Linked DNA regions of Homo sapiens: region 2 is linked to region 1. Evidence: chromatin loops called from intact Hi-C (ENCODE). Cell type or tissue: Panc1. All regions are shown on one strand. Links, peaks and the distances in the headings refer to the core of each region. The heading gives the core; the rest is flanking DNA.

What was found. A loop is a pair of places that touch in the nucleus more often than their neighbours do. Peaks named below come from ENCODE experiments on the same cell type or tissue, not always from the same donor. Only the 100,000 strongest peaks of a DNase experiment are listed, where the experiment ranks them.
Region 2: a loop joins it to region 1, with 9 times the contacts of the local background. A loop is called at or near these places in 11 of 110 quality-filtered maps.

What each region holds. Positions count from the first base shown.
Region 1 is chr7:96,073,242-96,079,277 of GRCh38, reverse strand. It overlaps DYNC1I1 (dynein cytoplasmic 1 intermediate chain 1), which reads right to left. Exons shown (of 17, transcript NM_001135556.2): 15 at 3,081-3,221. Among named protein-coding and RNA genes, the nearest start is that of MIR591, 140 kb to the left of the region's middle. RefSeq lists enhancers at 3,081-3,254, 3,234-3,501, 2,894-3,501. In Panc1, for the core only: CTCF peaks have their summits at 3,462 and 3,669 (motif pointing left); no DNase peak of the experiment used is centred there; H3K4me3 peaks cover 1,258 bases.
Region 2 is chr7:97,062,786-97,068,821 of GRCh38, reverse strand. No RefSeq gene overlaps it. Among named protein-coding and RNA genes, the nearest start is that of DLX5, 41 kb to the right of the region's middle. In Panc1, for the core only: CTCF peaks have their summits at 3,439 and 3,652 (motif pointing right); a DNase peak (open chromatin) is centred at 3,651.

The sequences.
Region 1 (6,036 bases), core at 700-5,699:
AATAAACATGTCGCATTAGAATGGAAACACAACATGTACTGTGGCTTAGCACCACCGGCATTTTGTTATTCAGGGAATTGAAACCATCTGTTTATACGAAATTATTGACCCAATACCTATCTTTAAAATAGCAATAAAAACTCCATCATATATAAGAATCTATGTTTAAACTTAATCTTGAAATCAATAAAAATTCTTTCACCCGCTTAAATCACTGTATGTCAATTGTGAGCAAAAAAACAAAAAAACAAAAAAAAACCCCAAAAGTCCCCGGCTCATTTATTTTTTAAAAATACACAATTTCTATAATAAAAGTACCTGCTGTGCAAGCTAGAGTCTGAATTTTTAACCAAATCTTTCAGAGGCTGAAACAATGTGAATTTAGATGGATCATAATGCTGTCAATACACTTTATTATGACTGTGCTGCCCAGAAAACAAATCTGTGATTCAACTATAGACTCTTCAAAGTTAATTTTTAATACCATAATTTAGAAGGTTCATACAGGATTCTTGCTTAATTCTATTACCTAATTCCATGAACAATCTGATATTGAATAGAATTAGGTAATCTATGAACAATCTTAAAAATAGAATAAAATGTTTAATCTTAATACGAATATAACAAAAAAATCACTGAAAATAAACTGACATTGTGACACATTTAAAATAATACCTAATACATTTTCAAGAATTTTTATTTGGAATATAAGTACTATAACAAAGTGAAACAATATTTTAAACATTTAAAAATAGTTTCTTTTCATATATATTACAAATGATAGAAAATAATGATCACAGCCTATATTATGCGCTAGAAAATTCATAAATGCATGAAGAAAATGACAAAATATATTTGCATTAATCCGATCAGTAATGACCTTTCAAAAGTTGATGAATAATAAAAAACAATTCATATGTTCTCTCTGTCTCTTATACTGTACTTTGTTTCACAAATATTTCCACAGTTTTCCTGGCTCAATCATTTTAATTGCAAAGGCAAGATTTATATATCATAAATTATTACATTAAGCAGTAGAAATCAGAAATACTGAGGTGGGAAATATGAACTATCCTTGCATAGGAACAGCTGGAATAACCTGGTCCAAAAATGTAATAATAAAAACAACAACCAAACATACTGCTCTACTGATAATTCAGATTTTTTTAAGAAATCTAATTTTTAAGAAAAATCTTGTTCAACTTGCCAGAAGACAAAAATGATTTGAAGGTTTTAAAAAGTGTTCGGTTCATTACTGGATTTGAGCTGGACTCAATGTATCTCTACTATTATTGTTAAAGCAGAATTATGTTTACCACAAAACTAAACAGTTTGCATGACCAATAATGATTTTTAAAAAATGTTTAGCTATGAAACTCTTATGTGGTTGTCTCTTGATATCTAGAGAAAGAGAAGGGAAAAAATTATATTTATCAATGTTGAGACATTAGTTTCATTTTACCTAAAAAAAATTTAAAAGAAAAACAGTTACATAGGAATTGTTAAGGAGTTTGTAGAACACTCACTCCCTTCATATGCATTGTAGTTGGGTATCACTTAAACATCTCAACTAAGCTGGATTTCTACTACAGCGGTCTCCTAAGTCAATCAGGAAAATGTTAGTTTTTTTGGTTGCTTTAAATGAATGAATTTCTCCTAGCAAATAGAAGCAATATGATTTTAATAAACAGTGATGAAGACTCTGGGAAACCCTTACAATGTAGGGTAATAACATCTTTCTATTAAAAACAATAATGTTATAAACATTTCAACATCCAAATGATGGGACATTTCACATACTCATGCCTTTTGATTATTTTCAAAGATGCTTCATTACCTAACTCATTCTTGTCACAGAATTCTTGTAGCTAAAAGCAAAAATAGACTCAAATTGAAAGATTTTTAAAAGATAACTACTTGGCAGCAATTATAGGTGTATATACCCTTGAAGATACAAAGACTTAATAATAACACCTGAAGAATATTTCCCTGCCCCCTCCCACACACACACACACACACACACACACACACACACACAAATACTAGGGAAGTGTGCTCCTCCTCAGATCCTCCAGCTGTGGGCTTCCTAATTAAAAAGGCTGAGCTGTTTCCTGCTCAAAACACTTCAAAAGACCTTTTTGTTGTTCTCCACTTGACATATAGTTCGCAGCACTTGTTCCTCTTACCTGTCCATTCTTATTTATAGAGAGCTTTCTTGAATCAGAAACCAAGAAGTGATGCAGAGACCATTTTATTTTATAAAGTTGAAGGACAATAATATTTATGTTAAAAAAAAATCCAAGTAGCTGAATTAGCAACTCAGTAATTTTGCTAGACTGGCAAAAAGGAACAATGCATGTGGCATAGTTTTTAAAACATAAATTTTTATAGCATAATTTAAAAACAGTATTTATTACTGGCTGATTTTTAAAATAAATGGGTATTTTCACTTGCTGTAAATGTGACATGTTAAAATCTATTTTTAAAAAAATACTGAGTTTGATATTCATGTTTAAAGTTGGAGACTGTTGTAAAAGTCTGCCTCTGAATTTGATATCTTAGACAAGGAATATTTACCTTGGTACAAATCAAATGGATGAGAGATCTAAACATAAAATAGTCAACAGAATCGTCTTTTGTGGATTCAAAATAGAAACGGTACAAGTAGCAAACACTGACAAATAGCCCTTTTTAAAAGCCCAATCTAAAAATCGACGTCCACAAAAGCTTTCTTTTCCAAGTATTTGCCTATAAAGTTATTTCAACACGGCTCTGACAAATGCCTGTGTGTCCTGTCCCATAGGGAAAGGTGTGAACGCATAACGTTTTGCTCTTTGCAAAAAAGGGTCGTTAATTGTCCGAGAGCAGCCACCGTTTAGGGATGAAGGGAGATTAAGTGATTTTTGGCCAATGCATCTGCCAATTCCCTTCAGGGTAGTCAAGAATGGGGGCCGGCAGCCCTGCTGCAGTTGGAAGGTCTGTCCAAAAAAGGCCGTTTTGGAGAAAGAGGGAGAGACTGCGAGTGGCCGACTGCGCCCCCCTCCCAGCCCTCCGGCCCGGGCGCCTGAGCCGCCGCTCACCTCGGTGTCATTGTTGAGGTTCCAGAGGTCCAAGCGCCCCATCCCGTCCACGCAGGCAAAAAGCGCAGGATGCACGGGGGACCACATGACATCGTACACATAGTCTGCATTGTCTTCAAAGGAGTAGAGCGGCTTGTTGTGCTGTAAAGCAGAGAGACCGTGAAGACTTTGTGGCGCTGCTGCTGCCTCGGGCTGTCTAGAGAGCCTAATTAAAAACTTTGCACATTCACAAAGTGTCATAAAACTTCCCGAGATGAAAGTCCTCGAGAAGGTGAACCGGAGCTTTAATGTGACTAGAACTGTCCAGTGGCATAAATAAATACCGGGGGGAGAGGGGGCCTCTCAAGGGGCTGGTGGCTGGGACCGGGGGTGGGGAGGCGGTTTCAGACAACAGAGTTGTATGAGACATTCCAGACAGGTGGACCGGACTTTCCATTAGTTCGGAATTCTCGCCCGGCAACGCTTTGCGAGATGCTCGGAGCCTAAACCCAACCGTGGTCGGCCCGGCTCAGACCCGCGGGGATGTTCTGAAGCCCCGGCGGTCCCGACCGCCCCGAACCCTTTCATTGAAGGCAACCCCTGCCACCTCGTGGTCCTCGTCTGTAGCTGCAACAGCTGCTGCTACCTCCAGTCCAACTCTAGGCCAAATTCACATTTTAAGGGTTCTTTTGCAGAGAGGAATGCGTGCAAATATTTTAAAGAGGATTACTGCTCTTCCAGGAGGTAATCATTTCGCGATCCTACGCCTTTAGTCTCTCTGCATAGGGTCAGCTCACCCCAATCAGTTGAACTGGTGTGGCTCATTGAAGTGCCCCTGAACCTCTGTACAAAATGAACAGTATTCCTAGATCACCCAGTGTTTTCAAAACCCCCAAAATTGACTTTTGGGTGTTGGGGTGTGTGTGTGGAAATGCGTTAACATACCCCTAGTGCATACAAATGCTTCCACTCCAGAGGGATACAATAAATTAAAATGGCACTCTTGATTTCCAGTGAATATTGTCACATCAAAATAGCACAGAAGTCAGAGGCAAGTTTGAAAGTACACCAGAAATAAAACGTAATTGGACTTCATGAATTATTCATTCCATCTGGCTTGTCTTATTCTAATTTCTGCATAATGGCTTTACTAATCCCTGATCAATTAATGTAAAATGAAATTTAAATGATAATGAAAGCCCTAGAGATAAAAGAAATTAAGTATTCTTATATCCTCTGACAGAAATCTAAACAATGGGAGTTTTTTTCCCCAATGTCTTCTTCATCCAGTCAGCTGTCTGTACTCTCTTCATGGGTTCCACTGAATGCCTGTACAGGCCAGAGTAATAAGATCAAGAAAAGATAACATGCAATATGAACAATCAAATCCTATCTGCACAGAATGTTTAAAGAATGTATCTGTAGGGAATCGGCTCCAAATATTAGAGTGATTTCTCCAAGTGAACTGTTAATATAAAATGCACAAAATATCTCTGCTGAAATGAAAGTGAGAAAAATCAGTGTGAAAACAATAAAACTGTAACCTAAATATCACACAAAAATGTAGTGTAGTAACTGTGAGTTCTCTTTCTATGGACTGTATTTCTTTGACATTTAAAAATCACCGCTTAGAACTGAAGAAACTTTTTTTTTTTTTTTTTTTTTTTTGAGACGGAGTCTCGCTCTGTCGCCCAGGCTGGAGTGCAGTGGCGCGATCTCGGCTCATTGCAAGCTCCGCCTCCCGGGTTCACGCCATTCTCCTACCTCAGCCTCCCGAGTAGCTGGGACTACAGGTGCCCGCCACCAGGCCCGACTACTTTTTTTTGTATTTTTAGTAGAGATGGGGTTTCACCGTGTTAGCCAGGATGGTCTCGATCTCCTGACCTCGTGATCCGCCCGTCTTGGCCTCCCAAAGTGCTGGGATTACAGGCGTGAGCCACCGCGCCCGGCCTGAACAAACTTTTAATACATTAAAGCAACACAGAATATTTTAGATGGGCCACTATGTGGATATAGTGAGATGTGTCTTATTTTTAATTCAAAAAATATCTGACAGAGGGTGTGATTTGAAAAGAATTATATGACATTGAGATAACAAAATGATCAACTGGACATTAGCCTTATAGTTTTTTAAATTTTATGATTCTATAATTCTTTTATGCCAAAGTATGTATTATGTACTATGTTTGCAGTGTGATTTGAAGCCAAAATTATTTGCTTATTGGCTATTTCTGTAGCATCTTTCTTTCTCTCCCTGTTTGGACTACATGATTCAAACTACTTTCTCGATAAAACCTAACTGTCCAATGACACCTGAAAATAGCATAATTGTATCATTTTTCCTTATTTATATTTTTTAAAAGGCAATGTGGAGTGGCTGCACCTTCAATGACTACTTGTAAATATTAAATTCTAACTCTCAGTAGAAGATTATTCCCACTGCAAATTCTTGATTTTATAGCTAGCCAGCCCACTATTTGTTAAAGAACACGAATAACAAATTTTTCTCAAAGTCAAAGGGTGTTAAAGGTTTATATATGCTTTAAAAAGTCAATTGTCAGGATCCTCATCAACTCAGCTGATAGTATATCTGAGGGTATAGAGGTCTTCATACAGATAGACTCATACAGACCTATACTAAACACGTAACACAATTGCAAATCCTTATTTTGATCAATTAAAAGACCATCCAGCTTTAAACAGTCATTTTCTAAGGAACTGATATTATTTGATACATTAATTCTTTAATTATCCTGTAAATCTTCAGTGTTTTATTTCCTTTTTTGTTTTAGTAGTTTCTTCTCTGAGAAATGTAACCAAAACTGTAGTATATTCTGGAGACTTCACATTTTAAGTATCTGGAAATAACTGCTATTGTTCATGTTACCAAAACCCAGTTTCTTATATTTAATAGTATTGATTGAAATGCTATTGCTCTCTAGCCTTTCTCCAACCTCCTTATCACCCTTCACCCCAA
Region 2 (6,036 bases), core at 609-5,608, 990 kb before region 1:
GAATTAGCTAGTATTGTTTTTTTGTTTTTGACCATCAAAAGACCAAGTGCCAAATGACTATTTTTGTGTCTGAAAATCAAATTTATCCCCAAATAATGAAAATATGATCATTTTCCAAAAAATAAAGTTTCAGAACAATGTATATGGTAAGATCCCATTTTGTAAAACCAAGTGCAAATATATTCAAGACACATTATTTTCCCATTTTAACGTAGAGGTGTTTTTCAAACCCAAAAAACTATGATTAAAATGGCAGTTCATCATATAATCACTGACATCTTAAAAATGAAAAATATTATAGATAATTTCAATGTTTCCAAGTACAGACATAGTTACTGTACTGCCCAATCTCACTTTATAGAAAAGGCTGGTTAAGGTAATTTCATAAAATATATAAATTCATAAACACCATTGCTGTCTCTCTTCTTTCTGAAATTTTTCACATGCTATTCCTCTACCAGTTTACCTGGAATACTTGCCCCTTCCTCTACCCACACCCCATTATTTACCTGCTAACTTTCATTTGTAAGGCAGTGTTCCCTAGACTAACTTAGGTTCTCCCGCTATGTGCTCTCATAGCACCCTTTACTTCCCCTCCTCAACACTCCTCATACATCATATGTATTTGTTTATGTCAAAATGTATACTCCATGAGGGCAGGGACAAAGTATGTCTTGTCCTCAGCCTTAGCCAGAGTGTTTATCAAGGTGCCCAGGATATGGAAGACATTCAATAAATATTCATTGGCTAAATGATTGAATGATTGATTGAATAAAGGTGAGTGAAAACACTGGCCTAGTTCCTGGTCAAACAGCAGGTTATCAATAAATATGCATTGAGAGAAGAAAGCAATGGAGAAATGGAGACTGACAATCAGAGTTGTGCTGAGATATAAAGGAATGAAGATAATGCATTCAACTGGATAATTCCCACCTTCTCAGAGAAGTAGGGCCTTAAGAATATACCAAGGTAAATGACATGCAACAAAAACAAATCATATGCAAATGAATGCTGATTTTTTTCAGATGTATTATATTTTCTTCCACTCCATCATTATTTTATGCATGCTTGATTTATCTGTATTTAAAACTCTATCAGTTCCACCACTTTTTAATATGATGACTATATTAAATCAAGGAACAAAGGGCACTAATGTTTTATTATTTTAAGATAAAACCTATTTTATGCATTAATCCTGTGAAAGATGAGCCAAGAGAGTATGGGAATAGGTAATTGTCTTTCTTCATTTGTATTTGTTTGTCTGTGCATCTTTGTTTTTATGTGTTCTGTATGTATTTTTATGGTTTTTGGTGAAAATAACTACCTCATTGGGTTTGAGTGGAGAATGTTATGCACATTTTAAGCATAACATCAAAATTTCATCTTTTTTTCCTTTATAATTCTTGAGTTGCCAAGGTTTTCTCTGATAATTTTCTGATATTTTCCCTATCATCACAGAGGGACGATTTCTTTATCCCTAACTCAGAAAAAGCATTAGGCCTAGCCTTGAAATGAAGGTTTTCATAATATTTAATCTTTTTTTTTCTTCCTTTTGCTGCAACTTAAGTCCCATTATCCCTAGTCCTATCCTTGTTGACTAATGAGGATAATTGGTCCCTTTCCTCCTGGAAACATTCTTTTATGTATTTTGGAGAGTTATTATGGCCCTTCAGTTCTCTCTTCTCTAGGCAGAACAGGCCTTATTCTCTTAACCTTTCCTCACAGAGCTGATTTTCCAAACCTTTGATCATTTTTGTTCTTCCCCTCTGAACTCTCTCCAATTTGTCTGTCTCTTTAAAAACGTGGTGACCAGGAGAAAATTCAATCCTTCAGTTGAATCTTAACCAATGTGGTATTAACCCGGCCAATGCTTAGTGGATATGGAATAGAATCTTAAATATTATTTATCCAAATTCTGATATGTAAGTTCCCTTTATTTAAAACATAATAGAAACTAGGAATTTATTTTGGCACTCGGTGTTCCTTAGATAATCCATGATAGTGTACCATCGATTTGAAAAGCAGGGAGCCATCAAACAATAGTGAACAGAACTTGAGTTACAGATATAGGATAACATTTTTGGAGTAGATAGTAGATGATCTTCCTAAAGGAAGGGAAATAGAGCTTTTCAAATACAAAGAGAGATTTCCACACTATTTTGTCATTTTGCTCTGTTGTATAGTATCTAATGTTTGTAAAATAATTCATTCTATGTTGGTGTTCCCTTGAAAATGTTCTGGGAATACATTTTTACAACAACTCAAGTTGGTATAAGGCTTATTTATTGTTTCGTATCTCAGCTTAACATTATACTAACAGTTACTAAAAACTAGAGTCCACCAACTAGTTGGACAAGAAGAGATAGAGTTGTTCCACTGAAACTTGAGGAGAAATTAAGGAATGGTTTAGATGAGGATTTGTTTTAGATATGTTACATCATTTAAAAACTATGGGCCAGGCATGGTGGCTCATGCCTGTAATCCTAGCACTTCGGGAGGCCGAGGTGGATGGATTACCTGAGGTCAGGAGTTCAAGACCAGCTGGCCAACATGGCGAAACCCCATCTCTACTAAAAATGTAAAAATTAGCCAGGTGTGGTAGTGGAGATGCCTATAATCCCAGCTACTCGGGAGGCTGAGGCAGGAGAATCGTTTGAGTCTGGGGAGTGGAGGTTGCAGCAAGGAGAAATGGTGCCATTGCACTCCAGCCTGGGTAAAATAGCGAAACTCCGTCTTAAACAACAACAGCAACAAAACAAACAAACAAAATAAACGACTATGGAAAATACAAAAAGACATATAAGATATCAACTCTTGCTTTGGCAGAGTTTTAAAACTTGCAGATGAGACAAGACCAAGAAGCCTGAAACACCAGTGAAGCCATTTAATGCTTCACTGAGTGGTACTAAGTGTAAATGAAATGGAAATTCAGAGAAATGAGAGGTCGGCATAGGCTTGAGCAATAATGAAGATATGGCTTTGTAGAAGGGATGAACTTAAAATGAGCTTTGAAAAATAGATATCAGAGAAGAAAGGAGCGAGAAAAGGAGGAAAAAAGGCAAGAAAAGAGAAAGGACTATGATGGATCCAGAGAACAGAAAAGAAACTAACTTGGCTGGAGTAGAGAAATGAGGAATTGTTAGAAATAAGTACAGTGGGTGATTCTTATGAGTGCTTTGAAAGCCAGGCAGGTACGTATGAATTCAATGTGGTGGGCAGCTGGGGACAACTGAAGCATTGATGACAGTTACTATTTGGGGAGATTAGTCTGGTGGCAGCCTTCTGTGTGATGGAGTATAGGAGCAGGACAAAGCAACTCTGAGCGTTCTAATCATGACGAAGATCTTCGGGCTGTCAGACTTGTTTTGTCTTTTTTTTTTTTTTTTTTTTTTTTTAATATTTGGGCCCGATTGTTCTCCTTTTGCTATATTGCAAGGTGACTTTCATACAAATCAAAGAAAGACTCAGTTAAACATTTTAGCCCTGATCTATCAATACTTGTATTTGAAACAACTTAGAGACCCAGAAAGACCATTTAAGGGTAGATATTAGCAGAGAGATTCAACTTTAAATGCTTAACTCTGATATCACTCTTTTGGGAAGGGTTTGGGGAGGAAGAGAGGTGAGGAGATGCAATTAGTGTGACCACTAGATGTCACTGTTGCTAGGTTGCCTCAAGGTTAGATGCACAGTATTCAGTGGGCTTACAATGGAACTTTTTCAGTTCAGGAGAAAAATTTAAAATCTCTAATACTTGCAGCCAAAATGCTTCCCAACTCAGCTCTCCTCCACATCCAATCTCTGCCCGGGAGGCAAATTCAAGCTACTTACCTGAGGGTATGTTATAATTTTAAAAATAATCAGGCTGCTGTTTTTGCATTTTTGCTTCTTAATACAATTCGTTACACTGGGTTCGTAACAATTCGTTAGCACTGGGTTTTCTGAGGTACTGTAGGCAGGGCTGTGCTATTGCTTCTTTTTTTTTTTTCCTTTTTGAGACAGAGTCTTGCTCTGTCGCCCAGGCTGGAGTGCAGTGGCGCGATCTCGGCTCACTGCAAGCTCCGCCTCCCAGGTTCACGCCATTCTTCTGCCTCAGCCTCCCCAGTAGCTGGGACTACAGGCGCCCATCACCACGCCCGGCTAATTTTTTGTATTTTTAGTAGAGACGGGGTTTCACTGTGTTAGCCAGGATGGTCTCCATCTCCTGACCTCGTGATCCGCCCGCCTCGGCCTCCAAAGTGCTGAGATTACAGGAGTGAGCCACAGCGCCCGGCCGTATTGCTTCTTAAGCAGTAAACTTAGCTATAATGATGTGATGGATTTGTTCTTTTTCAAGTGATTTTGGAAATGTTTTAATCATTTAATATCTGACCAGGAGTGTTTGATTTAGTTGCACAGGTTTACTGTGACAGCAGAACTCCAGAGTTCTCTGTTCACTGTTTTAGAATGTAGCTTTTAATACAGTGGATTATTTGGAAGCCCAAAGCACACTTTCTTACGTGTTTACACAGTCCTAAATGCCACGCCATTAAATAGATTTTGGATATTTTAATTATTTTAGATGTTTAGGCTGTAGCTTATGATCTGAACATAGCATCCTATAACAACATGTTTTGTGTACATAATAGGGGCTCTTAAGTAGCACTGTATGTACCCTTTGTAAATACATGCTACATAAAATACCTTATAAAATATTTAATGACCGTCTTCTATAGTAACTGAGCTGTATTTAACCAAAATTCCTGGGGTTTCTTTCTACCCCACAAAGATACTATTTAAATTAAGGTGGTCAGAAGCTAACTGCACACTAAAATGTAAGCAAGAATTTTTTAAGCCTGCAATCTTAAGCATCTGGATTTTTTTTCCATCTCCTGCTTTCTTGGGGTAACAGAAGCATTCTAGTTCTTATTTCTATCACTGATGGTAACATCATAAAAGAGTTAAAGATAAGGATATCACAAACTACTATTTTATTGATTTAAGGTGATTAAAGAAAAAGATGCATTATTGTCCTTCAAACTTGTGTAAGTGAGTACAGTTATTTTATTAGAAATAATTTTTGTGATGGTTCCAAGCCTGATTTTTTGCCCCTGAACTTTGGGAGACATACATGAGCAGGTTTCCATGCGATACTTTTCTCCCAGACTTCTACATCCCTTAGAGAACTGCATAGTGACTTCCTCAACCAGAATCTTAAGAGCACAAAATCAGTGAGACTCATCTCACACCATGATTTCAGAATATCAGGCATTATAGATTCAGGGTAATGGGCAAAGACCTTCAAAGTCCCAGACAGGATGTGCTGGTCCAGCAGTGTGCAAACAGCCAGCTTTGTGAGGACACTGTGGATCTACAAAAGGAGAATACTCTTCTTTCTCCTCTCATAGCCTCTAAAGAAAGCTTTCTGTTCTGTCTACCTAACTCATCACAAGGGAGAGATCTTGGCTGACAGATTCTCTGAGCAGCATCCATGCAACTTGAAATTAAATGACCACAAAACTTTACCTCTCTATACATACCAAGAAGATATGAAAAAGTACATCATTAATTAATGAATTTTTATTTTACTTTAAGTTCCGGGATACATATGCATAACGTGCAGGTTTGTTTCATAGGTATACGTATGCCATGGTGGTTTGCTGCATCTATTGACCCTCATGTAATTTCCCTCCTGTCACTCCCCATTCCCCAAAGGTGTGTGCTGTTTCCCTCCCTATGTCCATGTGTTCTCATTGTTCAACTCCCACTTATGAGCGAGAACATGTGGTGTCTGGTTCTCTGTTCCTGTGTTAGTTTGCTGAGGATGATGGTTTCCAACTTCATTCATGTCCCTGGACATGATCTCATTCCTTTTTATGGCTGCATAGTATTCCATGGTGTATATGTACCACATTTTCTTTCTCCAGTCTATCATTGATGACATTTGGGTTGGTTCCATGTCTTTGCTATTGTAAATAGCGCTGCAATAAACATACATGTGCATGTGTCTTTATAGTAGAATGATGTATACTCCTTTGGGTATATACCCAGTAATGG